Linked DNA regions of Homo sapiens: region 1 is linked to region 2. A link is a loop called in an ENCODE intact Hi-C map of the cell type or tissue named here. Cell type or tissue: endothelial cell of umbilical vein. All regions are shown on one strand.

Region 1 (8,000 bases), 110 kb before region 2:
CAGCTAAGACCACATCTTTGCTTAACTCCTTCCTCTTCCCTAGCCTGCTTCCCTTGCTCCCATAGTTCTAAAAGCACACTTTCAATAAACCACCTGAAAAAGGATCCCTGCGTCAGGTTCTGCCTCCAAGGAGCCAGACCTAAGACATCCAGTTAGCAAGTATCAGAGCTGGGACTCATGTCTAGGAAGCTCTCTTAATCACTAAGCAGATGTGACATGATATTGCCTATATTATATACATGATTAAAATGATGGCCTCCAAGTTGTAGGTCACCAAGCAGCATATATCACATTGGTTTAGATATGGCAACAACGACAGTCACAATGAATCCTACTTATTGAATGCTGACAACGCGGCAGTGTCTTTCTTGCATCTGATCCTTTCAACAATACCATGAAGTTCATTTTATTATCCCCACTTTGCAGATAATGTATGGGAAGTTTGGAGACACTGAGACACATCCCCCAGGGGCATATGGATAGGAAGAGATGAGGCTTAAGCTTATATTCAAGTCCCTCTCTCTTCAAGGGCCACATGCTTTTTCCACCTGGTCACTTAAACCTCTTGTTGCGTAAAGTATTCCATGAATAATTGGTGAAATCCATCTGCCATCAAAACTGACATTTTAAAAAACAATTTAGACAGAAGACTCTGCTATCATTCCAACCCTGACCCCAGCAACAGTTCTTTTTGAGCTGCATTTGACCAAAATGTCTCTACTTTCTGGAGAAAGCCATACTACTTTGGAAATAGCTAGAGAATATTCTCTTAAGCCAGACACAAAAAGAGCAAAGGAACCATCTTCGGTGGAGAAAGGAAAGAAAGTGAGACTGCATGCTAAGAGGGGAATCACATGTGCTAAGGCTTTTCCACCAAGGGAGACAAAAATGGAATAAAAGGAAAATAGCAAAAATATAAGGAGAATTAGATTCAAATCCTAAGTCTACTATTTTTTGATGTTTTTGGCAAATTACTCAATGTTTCCAAGCCTCAATTTGCTCTTCTGTTCTGTAGGAAAAATACCCATCTCACTGGCGCATTAATGAAAAAGGGTCCATGATATAAAATGGATATTTCTTCCTGCCTCATCTCTTCCATTTTCATAAAATTCATAGCCAACTTGGAACGTCATTCCAGGTCTGTCTAATACTGGTTCAAATGGACTATGCTTTATTCCAAGCAAAAAGCATATCCTATTATGACAAAAAGGTTTCTATTAAAAATAGAGAGCAGATAAAAGGGAGACCATCATCCAGGAAGCCATCGGCTGATTCATAAAAATACAGAATGAGTCATCCTGTATCCCAAGGCTAAAACTTATAATCAATGATCATGTCTGGCCAGCCAATCCCAGCCCAGAGGAGAAGGAGCTGCCCAGTGGGCCATTTACAAGCCTATTACAATCCTTCCTTGTAAAACCATTAACTCTGCTTCCAGCTTGGTGAAAGGAAAATCAATCTGGGCTGTTTGCAACACTGTATTCCAAATGTACCTGCAGCCTGGTTGGCTTTCTGAACAACTAGGGTCGGGGAAGTGCAGTGATTTCTGTGTGTGTGTGTGTAGCGCCACTGAAGAACAGGCTTTCACATCTGGCTTTGAAAATCAATCTCTTGGCCTTCATCTTGACATTTATTATTTCAAAATGCTTCAGTTCCTATCAGCAATTATGCAGTTAACATAAGACTGGAAAACACAGAACTATGTGTACTGCAGATGATGCTCTTTCCTTTAAAAAGTAGTTTTATCATTTTCCCTCTCTGAATATGTACTCTAGAATCCTAGAATCCCATCCTCAATTTGGATGAAGGGTCATAAATTACATACGCATACATATGCAACTGTATATATAATTGTATATATGTATATGCACATATATGCATAGGTGTGTGTATACAGGTAATTTTTTTTGATGAAGTGGTTAAGGAAGGAGAGTTCTAAATGCATGGTTTTAATTGTACTAAGCAAAAGCTCTTCCACCAGCAAGTAAAGAAAAATAATGACCCAACAATCCTCCTCCGAGCTCTTTCCTCAATCCATTCATTCAGCGATAACTTATTTAGGATGTGCAGTGGGCCAAACAGTGTGGGGTGGGGGAGTGGGCTGGTCTTTGGGGATTTAGCTGCGAAAGGGCAGATATAAGCTCTCCTTCTGGGATCAAACAACTTGGTTCAATAAGAGTTTATTGTACAGGATCCCCCGGTTTGCAAAAGCCTCTTCCCTTACCCGGAATTCCCCACAGAGACTCACGAGTCGTGTTCAGAGTCAAACCTGACCAGCTGCATATATGAGCAGCAAGGCAGGGATCAGCGGCTGCTTCTCCCACTAGCTGCTTTCTAATCTGGCCGATGAAACCTGCGTCTGTTCTCAAGGTGGTGAACGGGAGGGGACCCTCGTTTGTATTTCTCGTGCCTCTAGAGAGGTCCAGATATTGGGTTTCTGATCTAACCTAGAAGCTCGTGAGCTGGCTGCTGCTTTGGAGAGCAGTATGTACTGGGGGGCTCTAGAAAACAGATGGGAAGGAATAGGCTCGTCTCACCGTGATTAATAGCAAGTTCCCCTTACAAGTTTAACATGCAAACCTAGTGTTGGGTCCAGTCCGCCTCTGCTGGGTAAGCTCTTCCCAGAACTTCAGGGAAATTACAGTGCCCGCACACAGAGAGGCTTAAACTCTCCCCGGGAATTTCAGCTGAGCGTGAGGGCCTGGAGAAGTTCCCCCAGGGGGAATGGGGAATAGAGGGCAGCTTAGAGAGCTGAGCTCCTTCTGAGATGGGACCAGGAATTCCGGGGAGACTGATCAGGGTTTTTTCCCCTCTCGGAGAAACAGAGGATGGAGAGGGGCATGGAGGGGGTTGCGCTGCAGCCCTGGTCTCCACCCTCACCAAGCCTGGGTGCAAGGTACCGACCCTCTTCCTTCCTAGTTCCTTTCCCCGTCAGGCTACGGGGAAGGAAGTGGGCAGGAGGCGGGATCCAGCCCTGCACCCTGTCCCAGGCCCTTCAGGACAACAGCATAGAGGTGAAAAAAGATCATGTATCAAATTCCCGGCCAAGCCACTTAGTGGCAGCTGACTGATCTTGGGCAAATCACTCATTCTCGCTGAGCGGCGGCTTTCTTACCTGTAAACGGATCATGATGGCACCTGACTCATTAGGTCCCAGGAAGTATTAAATAAGATCGCACGTGTAAAACTACCAACGGCGGCTGGCACACAGTGGGCTTGCGGTTCTTAATACATATATTTTTAATTCTGTTAAGCATCAACCCTCCCGTGCGAAAGCTGAGTTGTCCTCTCAGACGGAGAACTCCCGTAGCGCAATCTTCCAGACCCGGGGTGCCTGGGCGCCAGCATTCTCCCCGCGCCCAGGAGCTCACATTCTCCTCCCGTCACCCCTAGATCTGGCTTGGGGAGGCCGCCCCTCTGCATCCTCCCCAGCTTTGGCCCGGGGAGGCTCTGAGACCCGGGTGAGGGCGCGGAGGGGGTGCGCGCGGCGGTTCTACCCGGGCAGCATCCCAGCCGCAGCTTTCCCACCCCCTCCCCAGCGCCCAGCGCGCAAAAAGAGAGAAAGCGAGAAAGGCGCGGATACTGGACCAGGCTTTGACGCGGATCTTGAGCTCGCCGTCCTGAGGCTCGGGCATGGCCTTCCTGAAGAGCCGCAGCTTGTTGAGCCCCCCGAAGCCAGCCAGCACCACCGCGCGCATCTCCTGGGCGTCCCCGAGGCGGTGCGAGCCGTCGCCGCCGCCGCCCTCCGCCGGCTCCTTGCCTGCCTCCTTCTCGATCATTTGCTCCGTCTCCTCCGCCTTCTCCACGCCTTCCTTGGCCATGGCGCTCGAGGGCGCGGGGCGCACGGGCTGCGGTGGCTGCGGTGGCTGCGGCGCTGGGGGAGTGGGGCTCCTCTCCCGCGGGTTCCTCCTGTTGAATGTGGGATGCTCGGCTGTGCAATGGCTGCAGCCTCTGCGAGCGCCGCCGCGGTCCACAGCCTCCGCCGTAATCCTCACAAGAGCCGTGCCCTAAGCGCTTCACCCCCGCCCCACCCTTCTTTCCTGTCCCAACGAAGCCTCAACTCCAGTTCCTGAAATAGTCCCAAGTTAGGGTCGGGATCGCGGCCCTAAACCCAAATTTGCCGAAGATCTGTGACTAAAACGAGCCTAGAGAGACCACCCTGTCATCCCCCTTCCTGTGGGCCCAGTACTTGGTTATATACGGCACAGGCTCGGGTGCCTTGAAATGGACCGAGACTAATGTCTGGGCCTGGAGGATGCCTTACCGCGACAAGGTTGCCCTCTCTCCCTCCCATCTTCGAGGCTGGGCGGGATAGTCGGGAAATTGGGTCGTTTCTCAAACAGCCAGTTTTGGGTGGAAGGGCGGAGAGGTTTGGGAAGCAGGGAACTAGAGATCCCGCTCACTGCCCTGAAGAGTCCAGTGCAGGGTCTTTTCACTCCAGACCTGCAGGGTCAGCCGGGATGCTCTTTGCTGGGTATCACCAGGGGCTTCCTTACGACGGCGAATTCTCACCACCCACACCATTTCGGGCTATTAAAGAGGCTTCAGACAAGAATCCTGTACCAGAAAGGATCCTGTTCGTGTTCTGATCCCCGGAAGACCAGTGTGTACCCGCTCCCCAACATGCATGCACATACACAGAGTAGTAACTGGCGTTTTGTTTTGTTATCAGGCTCTTTGAGAAAAACAGCTCATAGAAAAACTTGGAATTTCTGAAATAAAATAATGGGGAAGGACGTGGTTTTCCTAGGGGCAGTTTAAGGAAAGAGATGCAGGTGAGGAAGTAGGTCTATATTCTATTATAGTTGCTATGCCATTGCCAGCCTTGAGATCTTGGGCAACTCATTCAACCTTCCTGAGCCTCAACACACTCATCTATAAATTGGGTACATTGATTTTTTTTTCTATATTGTGTGAAGTGCTGGGGTGGACATGATTTCAGTGAGACATGGTCCTTATATTGGAAAAGGTCAATTTCAGAGCATGAGGCATGAAGGACACAGTCAACAAATGTGGTACAATGAATGATGTAAGTGCTGCCTCTTCTCTCCCCTCATTCTTCCTGTGCCTCACTGCTTTAAATGCCCTTGTCTTCTATTCCTTAAAAAAAAAAAAAAAAAAAAAAAAGACGATTGCCATTTTCCCTCCTTCCACAGGGTTCTGCACCTGCTGTCCCCTTGGCCTGGGGTATGTGTTCCATCTCCTTTATCTGGTGTTAACTCCTACTTCGTTCTCACCTCAAGGGTCCATTCCTGTTGGGAGGCACTCCAACCTCCAGATTGGTGTCCTCCCTGACTATAGACACTTATGTCCCTTTGTAGCCAACTTTTATATGTTTACCTGATAATATCTGTTTCCTTTATCCAACTGTGAACTTCATGTGAGCAGGAGCTATTTCTACTTTTATCCAGCGTGGTTTTCCCAGGGCTTAATACATGATTGGTACATAGTAGAATATGCACAGAGGCAGCCTGTTGAAAAACTGGTCCAGAGAGTTGGAGAAGTTCTCATGGAGGAGGGAACATTTGGGCTAGACCTTGAAGGATAAGGCAGGTTCTTCTGGCAGAAAAGGTCGCAAGCTCATTCAAATAACACAGAAAGGTAACAGGTAAAAGGGCTTTTGAGATTCTGGTTTGTTCTATGTAGGCAGAACATTGGCTGTATTTAGCAATCATTGGAGATGAGGCTGAAAGGTTTATTGGGACCAGCTTTTGAAAGTTCTCACATACCAGGTTATAAAATTTAAGACATAATCACAGAGGCAATTGGTGCCATAAAGGCTTAAAAAACAAAAACATGGGGAGAGCATTACCAGAACTGCATTTTAGGATAATAACTTTGACAGTAAGTGGGTGATGGATTAGATGATAGAGTTACTGGAAGCATCGAGATCAGTTAGAGACTAAGTGCAGGCAAAAAAAAAAAAAAATCCCCAAAAAGAAACAAAATAAATGAGAATGGTCCCAACTGAGGCAATGGCCATGGGATGGAAGGAAGAGGGCTAAAAGAAGCCTGAATAGGGCTTGGTTAGTGAATTGAACATTTTATTGTGAATCCAATTGTCCAAATTGTTTGTCTTGTTTACATTGTGAGATACAGTGTTTAGGCTGGATTCTGTCCTGAAACAAGAATTTGAACACCCGTCGTTTATTTTGGAAGTAATCCCAGGAAGCTCTGGCTGGGAAGTAGGAAAGTGAGACAGAAAATTGATACTACCCAATATGAGATGTATTAATAAGCAGATTACCGCAGTGGACAATTGGAGCTCAAACCCGCAGGGGACATTTGAGAGACAGTGTAGAACAAGTCTCAGAGTTGTCTCACCCAAGGAGTGAGGACATAGGTATTTATTCACTAAAGTCTATGCTTGATTGGTCAAGAACTGTTCCTGGAATTGTTAACTCCTTGACATTTCCATCCTGTCCCATGTACTTGGGCTGAGAGAATCCCCAGGCAGAGAATTGTGGATGCTCTTTGCAGGAAGCTATCATTTTATACATGGAATGATGAATTCCATGGAGACATAGCTTTGGCACCAATAATATCTGCAATATATGTTATTGTTTTGGAGGTGTCTACTGTTCTAGACACTGTAGGTATATTTCTTAATTTGATTCTGAAAATAATCTCATGAGTAAGAATTCCTATTCCCACTTTATGGAAGAGGAAAATGAAAATGAATCTTAACATGATGAATTATTGTGCTCAAAGGAACATGCTAGTTATAATGAGATAGAAGACCAACTCCAAATCTGTGCTCTTAAGATCTCATCATGCATGTTTATACGGACAGGCCAAACCAGTTCTGCCCCTGATTGACAATACTCCATGGCATTTTTTAATGTTCCCTGCTCTTTTTTTTCACCGCCTACTATCTCTGTACCACCAAGGTCCCTTGCCTTGGTTCTGAGTGTTTGTTTTCCTTTGGCATTAGTAAAGTAAACCCACTTTGTAGTCAGCACACAGCATGTTAAAGAGAAAGTGTTTGTCTTACAGTGTGTTAAAGGGAATATAATTACTCCCTCCAAGGGAATCTTCTGGCTGTTTACAAACCCCAGATTATAATTGGTAGGCAGCTGATTATCACAACAACCCAGAGAGAACCCACCACAGTCTGTGCTGCTTGTGGGGGGGTGGGGAGATACCCTCTTCTGAGTCCTATATACCACTATTGTTAAATATTCCCAACTCTGGTACTCCCTGGTGGAACGTGGAAAGAGCCACAGTGCATGGCATATCTCCAAATAAACACAATAAATCAATTTTTAATTTGTAAAATTGATTCCTTGGACATTCACTCAGAGCCTCCGTTGTGGAATTTCTTACATTATTGTAGAATAATGTGCATTATGTACATCATTGTACATAATGTCAAACAGTGGCCACTGATGGTAAAACAGAGTATTACAGCTCAGCTCTGTTACCTTGCAAATGGTCTGGGGCAGGGTATGTGCACGTGGGGGTGTGTGTGGGGGGTGGGGGGGGATGTAGAAGGCCAGATATAGGAACCCCTAATAGAGGTAAAGTCTCTGAGTAAGAAAATATGGGAAACCATCAGTACTGAGAGGTGACAGCATACTGGCAGCCCTCACAGCCCTCGCTCACTCTCGGGGCCTCCTTGGCCTTGGCGCCCACTCTGGCCGCGCTTGAGGAGCCCTTCAGCCCGCTGCTACACTGTGGGAGCCCCTTCCTGGGCTGGCCGAGGCCGGAGCCGGCTCCCTCAGCTTGCGGGGAGATGAGGAGGGAGAGGCCCGAGCGGCAACCGGGGCTGCGTGCAGTGCTTGCGGGCCAGCTGGAGTTCCTGGTGGGCGTGGGCTTGGCGGGCCCTCACTCGGAGCGGCCGGCCGGCCCTGTCGGCCCCCGGCAATGAGGAGCTTAGCACCAGGGCCAGCGGCTGCGGAGGGTGTGCTGGGTCCCCCAGCACTGCCGGCCCACTGTCGCTGCCCTCCCGGGGCCTTAGCTGCCTTCCCGCGGGGCAGGGCTTGGGACCTGCAGCCCGC
Region 2 (8,000 bases):
GGAAAGAAAAGAACACAAGACTTTAAGATGGCTCAGGGATTTAGTAAGTCATTGAAGCTGAAACTTTCCACCATGTTCATTGAAATTAAAAGATTATGATTTGCAGATGTTTTCCAGTGGGTCTGGACTGTTTGTCAGCATTTCAGATTCTGTAGAACTTTTTGGGCATGCAATGGAGCAATTAGTGCTGACAGCCCTTTTCTATAATTGTGCTATATCTAAGGCTAGCCCTGGAAATAAACGGTGTTGCTCAACTAACAGCTACGAATTAGCCAAGACAAGAGCATGTTACTTTCCTTTGGTTATGTATCAAATTAGCATTTCACAGGATCGCATGTCTTTTTTGAAGAGCCATGAAGCAGACATTATGGACGCATTTAAAGGAGTCTAATTTGCCTCGATTCTAGTTGTATGTATTAAGCCAACTTTTCTTGGATAAGGACTGAAAGGTATGTAGAGAAATTTAAGTCTAGGAGAGAGATTTATAAGATCAGCACAGATCATTCCCAAGAATCCAAGCAGGCATCGCATGACATTTCAGACTTAACCTTTCACCTCCTAGGAGAGCTGGGTCTTCTGCTCCAGGCTTCCACAGTGATTAAGAACAGTCACTAGTCTCAACCACGCCTATGTTTTGAGTTCTGATTCTACCACATGTTACAACCTTTTTTTGTTTGTTTGTTTGTTTTTTTGAGACCAAATCTCGCTTTGTCGTCCAGGCTGTAGTGCAGTGGTGTGATCTCGACTCACTGCAACCTCCGCCTCCCAGTTTTAAATGATTCTCCGGCCTCAGCCTCCTGAGTAGCTGGCATTACAGGTGTGTGCCACCACGCCCAGCTAATTTTTGTATTTTTAGTAGAGATGGGGTTTCACCATGTCGGCCAGGGGTGGTCTCGAACTCCTGGCCTCAAGTGATCCACCCACCTCCACCTCCCAAAGTATTGGGATTACAGGTGTGAGTCCCCGTGCCAGGCTTTTTTTTTTTTTTTTTTCCTGGGACAGGGTCTCACTCCTGTCTCCCAGGCTGGAGTGGCAGTGGCACAATCACAGCTCACCACAGCCTTGATGTCCTGGGCTCAGGTGATCGTCCCGCCTCAGCCTCCCAAGTAGCTGGGACTATAGGTGCATTGCTAATATTTTTTGTATTTTTAGTAGAGATGGGGTCTCTTTATCTTGCCCAGGCTGGCCTTGAACTCCTGGGTTCAGGCAATCCTTGCCCCTCGGCCTCCCAAAGTGCTGGAATCACAGGCATGAGCCACTGTGCCTGGTATCTCCTACTATCATTGCAACTTTTGGTGAATGATATGGTTTGGCTGTGTCCCCACCCAAATCTCATCTTGAACTGTAGTTCCCATAATCCCCACGTGTCGTGAGAGAGACCCAGTGGGAGGTAATTGAATCATAGGGGCACTTACCTCCATGCTGTTCTCATGATATTGAGTGAGTTCTCACAAGATCTGATGGTTTTATAAGTGGTTCTTCCCACCTTCTCACTCTGCACTTCTCCTTGCTGCTGCCACGTGAGGAAGGATGTGTTCGCATTCCCTTCCACCATGATTGTGGACTTCCTGAGGCCTCCCCAGCCATGCTGAACTGTGAGTCAATTAAGCCTCTTTCTTTATAAATTACCCCGTCTCGGGTATGTCTTTATTAGCAGTGTGAGAATAATCTAATACAGTGAGTACCTGACATTTTTTAATCCTCAGATTTTCTGTCAGAAAACATAAAAATTACGTCTGTTCCAGAGGGTTTTGTTTTGCTTCTGTTTGTTTGTTTTTGAGACAGAATTTCGTTCTTGTTGTCCAGGTTGGAGTGCGATGGCACCGTCTCAGCTCACTGCAACCTCCGGCTCCCGGGTTCAAGGGATTCTCTTGCCTCAGCCTCCCAAGTAGCTGGGATTACAGACGCCCACCGCCATGCCTGGCTACGTTTTTTGTATTTTTATAGTGACGGGGTTTCACCATGTTGGCCAGGCTTGTCTTGAACTCTAACCTCGGGTGATCTGCCCGCCTCAGCCTCCCAAAGTGCTGGGATTACAGGCGTGAGCCACCGCACCCGGCCCCACTGGGTTATCGTGAGGGATTATAAAAATAATTTATATGGAGAGCTTGGCCCAAATTAGGTATCACAAAACATAGGCTATTAGTAACGGTAGTTGTGGTGTCCTGTAGAATCTTCTATCAGAGATAGAAGCACTGTTTTGTAATTATAGTTTAGAAACATCTAGAATGTGTTCAGATGTGAACTATTTGAGGAAGGAAATATCTTCTTATGTTCTTGGCATGAAGCACCGTGCCTGTCACACTGTGTTCCTCTATAAATATTTTTCTACTCATTGAGCTGAATGGTGCCTCATTTTATAGATGAGAGAAGCAAGCTCAGAGATGGTGAATGGTTTCCCTAGGTTGCATAATCTGTGCTATGATGGAATCCAGTATTTCTGGTCCTTCGCCTGAGGCATTTAGCCCGGTTAGCAAAATAGAACGATTGGCTGGGAAAAAGCTGGGAAGTGGGGCAGATTCATAACACACTGGCCAGGCTGCAGATCAGGAGGGTGCTCATGTTTTTAGCTGGACCTCATGGTTGGTTGCCTGAACCACTGTCTCCCTAGCACCTTTCATACCCTGAACTCTACTTTTCACTGTGCCTACCCAGCAAAACCTTAACATTGTGTCAGTAGTGAATTTTCCTTCCCTATTCTTACTCCCAGGCTTCTGAACTTTATGGCAGAAACCCATGTGACTAGGCAGGATGCTACATTACAAATTTTTGGATTCCAGTGCTTAATGAAGTACCTGGGACATAGTAGGCACTTGGTATGTCTTTGAGAGAGTATGTGAATGAGTGAATGAATTAACATGTCTTAGTTCAAAGTCCTGTAGTTGTCTTTGGTCAGCTCCTCTCCCACCTCCAAAGTCATTGAAGGCAATATAAGAGCAGCTGTGAGCCCATTCTCTGGAGTTTAGACCCAGTGGCACCATTTCCTATCAGCATGCTCTTGGGCAATGCACTTCATCTCTTGTCTTTGTCCTCATCTAACAATAGGGATCTCTTTGTCCTCATCTAAAAATAGGGATAGTAAGAATATTGACTTCATTGGGTGAGTGAGAGGAATTCATGCATTAATTCACGTAAAGCACTTCGCACTTGCCTGGTACATCAACGAATATTGTCCTATTATTATTATTATTACTCCTATAACCAACACAACCTCTGACTCCCAAACTGGGGAGGAAGATTTTGCTCTTGACTTGAAGGAGAGATTTGGATCCCTTAGGTGTGAATGATCTCACATTCTAAATTCCTACTCCCAGATTTTAAACCAGGGAGACACGTGGTCCAATTTGTATTCTAGAAAGAGTACAACTTCAGGAGAGTTACTTCAGAATAAGCCAAAATGTAGAACTATAGAAATTTAGAGGAGAAATAAGATTTGAGGGTCATTTATTAAATAAGATTTGAGGGTCATTTATTAAATTTGAGGGTTATTTATCAAATACGCCAAAATGTAGAATTATAGAAATTTAGAGGAGAAATCAGATTTGAGGGCCGTTACTTTTAATGGCGAAAACTGCACTTACTTTTGCAACCTAATAGAAAACTTTCACCATCCATTTGGGAAAATTGCAATCCACAGTTGAAGTGACTACCAGACTGACTCCAGGTCTCGGGCATATTGAGTCCCAGCTCCAAGTATTTAATATTTCTCATGCTGTCATCTCTTAGCGCACAGGCAAAAATGTGTCCTGTGCTTTTTAACCTCCTCTGACGCTGGTGGGTCTGTGCCATCCTCTCGTTTAGGTCTAACGGGGAGAATGTGTTGTATAATCCTGCCCTCTGCTGGATAGTGTGCATATTGCAGCAAAGGGAAGTGCATGAGAAATCCGTCAATAAAGCCAGCCAGATGTCAAACTGAAAGATTCTCCCTGCAAGGAGAAATGGCAATCCTGGGGTTCCTTGGGGTGTGTGTGAGGGATTTCTTGGAATTCTGGTACCAGGATGGAAAGCGTAGTCTTTTATTAAAGGAGCGGGGGCCGAGCAGTGGGGGGTGATAATGTTTCTTTCAAGAGGAATATTGGAAGCGGCCACTCCTTTAGCCACCCGTGTAATTGTCATTCTTTTACTAAGTCTCAAACTCTTTCCGTATTACTAAGAGGTGTTTTGCAGGAGTCCTGGTCTATTCTACTTTGTAAGTCTGTGAACATTTAGAAATTGGTTTATCAAGTCCCAGAAGAGTGCATGCAATGAATCTACCCTGTGGACAAAAAAATTTGCCAAGCATAGTCAGTTTTATAAAAGATGATCAAGTTAAACCGGGACTGAATGTAGCTATGAGTATAACCATTATTATGTCAAGAGGGTGACAGCTTCACAACGAAGCCTGTAATTCTCCATCACAGCGTTTATCTTGCTTATTGAATTCCTTAGACTTTCTTACAAGGCTACAGACTGCATAAGGGCAGGGATCATATTCACCTTATTTTGCTGCTGTAGCCCCAGAATTTAGTAACAGTGTCATGTACACACGAGATCCTCAATGATTAGTTCTTGCCTGACCAACTGAAAATCCTGTTGACTGTCTCTAAAGTCGTGTTGATAGCTGATAGGTGAAAAGTTCCTTTGTGTTTTTGGATAAATATCTGCAGTGTGGGTCATCGTGTTGCAATTGTTTAGTCTTCGACTGTGACCACAACACAAGGAATCCATGGAACTAAAAGTACATATTTGAGCTTAACTTTCTGAGCATTGAGGCTACCAACTCCTTAAAGGGGCAACCATGTGAGTAACAAGGCTTAATTTGATTATTTACTAATACAAAATGTGTGCTTTTATTAACTAGGGTTAGAGTTTTGCATTTACTGGCAATGAGAATTTGGGCAAGCCATTTATTGACGCTAAGCTTCTGTTTCTGTATGTTTCTGCGTGGAGATACAAGTAGTATCTATTTCATAGTTTTGTTCTGAAAAATAAACGAGTTAATTTATTTAATTTACTTGGCTCCAAGGCTTATACGTGGAAAATGATCCGTAAATATTATCAGTAAAAGAAGCGGGAGGAAGATACAGGAAGGAGAAAGAAATAGCTATGGTTGTTTTTTCAGATACAATTGGTGATTTCATTGCCCTTGTTATATTACCTATTAGGCATAATGTTTGTTAAATCTCATTAATTCAAACTACCTTTTTTTTTTTTTTTTTTTTGAGACCAAGTCTCGCCCTGTTGCCCAGGCTGGAGTGCAGTGGTGCAAACTCAGCTCACTGCAACTTCCACCTCCCGGGTTCAAGCGATTCTCCTGCTTTAGCCTCCTGAGTAGCTGAGATTACAGGCACCACACCTGGCTAATATTTGTATTTTTAGTAGTAACAGGGTTTCACCATGTTGGTCAGGCCGGTCTTGAGTTCCTGACCTCATGATCCGCCTGCCTCGGCCTCCCAAAGTGCTGGGATTACAGGTGTGAGCCACCGCGCCCGGCCTCAAACTCTTTTTTTTTTTTTTTTGAGACAGCGTCTGGCTCTGTCGCCCAGGCTGGAGTGCAGTGGCGCGATCTCGGCTCACTGCAAGCTCCGCCTCCTGGGTTCACGCCATTCTCCTGCCTCAGCCTCTCAAGTAGCTGGGACTACAGGAGCCCGCCACCGCTCCCGGCTAATTTTTTGTATTTCTAGTAGAGACGGGGTTTCACTGTGTTAGCCAGGATGGTCTCGATCTCCTGACCTCATGATCCACCCGCCTCGGCCTCCCAAAGTGCTGGGATTACAGGCGTGAGCCACCACGCCCGGCCTCAAACTCCTTTTATATAGAGAAACCACATTTTAGGTTTTAAGTTGCTACATTATCTAGTTGGAGAAATTACTTAAAAATACAAAATTAGCTGAGTGTGATGGTGCGTGCCTGTAATCCTAGCTACTTGGGAGGCTGAGGCAAGAGAACCACTTGAACCCAGGAGGCTGAAGTCACAGTGAGCCGAGATGGAGCCACTGCATTCTAGACTGGGCGACAGAGACTCCATCTCAAAAACAAAACAAAACAAACAAACCAAAAGCAGTATTTCATTTTTTTTTCTTATTTCAAAAAGTAATCCATTCTCACCATGGGGAAATTTGAAAATATAGAAAAGCACCAAAGGAAAAAAAAATTACCATTAACCCCACCACTCAAAGTTAACTACTCTATAACCTTTATGGATTTTTACATTTTATACAACTCTTATTAAAATCATTCTGCCTTGTAACTTTTCTTACTTGTCATGACTCCTCTCCCACACTATCAGAAATCAAGTTTTAGAAGAATATTTAAAGACTGACAGTACCTGGTTGCATGGGTTCACCGTAACAGAGGTAACTAGAACCTTGTTGCAGGATGTGAGATGGTTCCAGGCTGTACTCTATGACAATCACATTGTGTGAAGCCACCTGATGACCTAAATCCTTGCACGGATTCTTTATACTTTTATTGGGGGTAGGTGTTTTGGCAGTGGAGTTACTGGGTAAAAAGATATCCATGAATATACTTTTCTCAATACCACACATGGTTTAATTATCGGAATCAGATCTCAAATATACACTGAACCTCAAAAATGGTGAGGGATAAAGAAAGATCTTCTGTCTAAACTCCAAATTCTAGCAGGGCGCGATGGCTCATGCCTATAATCCTAGCACTTTGGGAGGACGAGGTGGGAGGATCACCTGAGATCAGGAGTTCAAGACCAGCCTGGACAAAATGATGAAACCCCGTCTCTACTAAAAGTATAAAAATTAACCAGGCGTGGTGGTGCACACCTGTAATCCCGGCTACTTGAGAGGCTGAGGCAGGAGAATCGCTTGAACCCAGGAGGTGGGCGTTGCAGTGAGCCAATATCCTGTCACTGCACTCCAGCCTGGGCAACAGAGTGAGACTCTGTCTCAAAAAAATAAACAAAAATGGACTCCAAATTCTGGCCTTCTTTTTTTTTAAATTTTATTATTATTATATTTTAAGTTTTAGGGTACATGTGCAGGTTTGTGGGGTGGGGGGAGGGGGGAGGGATAGCATTAGGAGATATACCTAATGCTAAATGACGAGTTAATGGGTGCAGCACACCAACATGGCACATGTATACAAATTCTGGCCTTCTTTAACCTTGTTGACTCTCTTGGTGCATTTACCCAACTCCTCTGCCATCCATTTTCCACCCTTCTGAAGGGCAGTTCGCATTGCTCCTTGCTCCTTCCCTGGGAAGTAGTAGTGACTCTGGGCCATGGCCCTGGTAAGTGTTTAACAACTGACTCTCCAGAGAAGTGAGGGATGCCCTCATGTGTAGCATTTGCCTTCTGTATTAGTCAGGGTTCTCTAGAGGGACAGAACTAATGGCATATATGTATATATGAAAGGGAGTTTATTAAGGACTGTTGACTCACACGATCACAAGGTAAAGTCCTACCATAGGCCGTCTGCAAGTTGAGGAGCAGGGAAGCCAGTGGTGGATCAGTCTGAGTCCCAAAACCTCAAAAGTAGGGAAGCCCACAGTGCAGCCTTCAGTCTGTGGTCAAAAGCCCCAGGAGCTCCTGGCAAACCACTGGTGTAAGTCCAAGAGTCCAAAAGCTGAAGAATTTGGAGTCTGATGTTCGAGGGCAGGAAGCATCCAGCAGGGTAGAAAGATGAAGGCTGGAAGACTCGGCAAGTCTGCTGTTCCATCTTCTCCTGTCTGCTTTCTCTAGCCGTGCTGGCAGCTGTTTAGATGGTGCCCACCCAGATTGAGGGTAGGTCTGCCTCTCCCAGTCCACTGACTCTCCAATGTTAATCTCCTTTGGCAACACCTTCACATGGGTATTATATGCACAATGCTGTGAGATCAAGATAGTTATCGCCAGCTTCGTGATCACAGACACACCCAGGAACAATACTTTGCATCCTTTAATTCAATCAAGTTGACACTCAGTTATTGACCATCACACCTTCCACGGTGTAAATTCCCAGCATGGCCAATTTTAAGCCACCAACATGATATCCCTGAACATGGAGCT

Evidence for each region. A loop is a pair of places that touch in the nucleus more often than their neighbours do. Peaks named below come from ENCODE experiments on the same cell type or tissue, not always from the same donor. Only the 100,000 strongest peaks of a DNase experiment are listed, where the experiment ranks them.
Region 1: a loop joins it to region 2, with 5 times the contacts of the local background. A loop is called at or near these places in 24 of 110 quality-filtered maps.

Annotation. Positions count from the first base shown.
Region 1 is chr16:77,784,504-77,792,503 of GRCh38, reverse strand. It overlaps VAT1L (vesicle amine transport 1 like), which reads right to left and starts at 3,940. Exons shown (of 9, transcript NM_020927.3): 1 at 3,589-3,940. The coding sequence starts at 3,821. All of the region lies in intron 1 of LOC107984878 (a long non-coding RNA gene), which reads left to right. In endothelial cell of umbilical vein, no CTCF peak of the experiment used is centred here; a DNase peak (open chromatin) is centred at 4,073; H3K4me3 peaks cover 779 bases; H3K27me3 peaks cover 2,775 bases.
Region 2 is chr16:77,671,752-77,679,751 of GRCh38, reverse strand. No RefSeq gene overlaps it. Among named protein-coding and RNA genes, the nearest start is that of NUDT7, 47 kb to the left of the region's middle. In endothelial cell of umbilical vein, a CTCF peak has its summit at 3,844 (motif pointing left); a DNase peak (open chromatin) is centred at 3,811.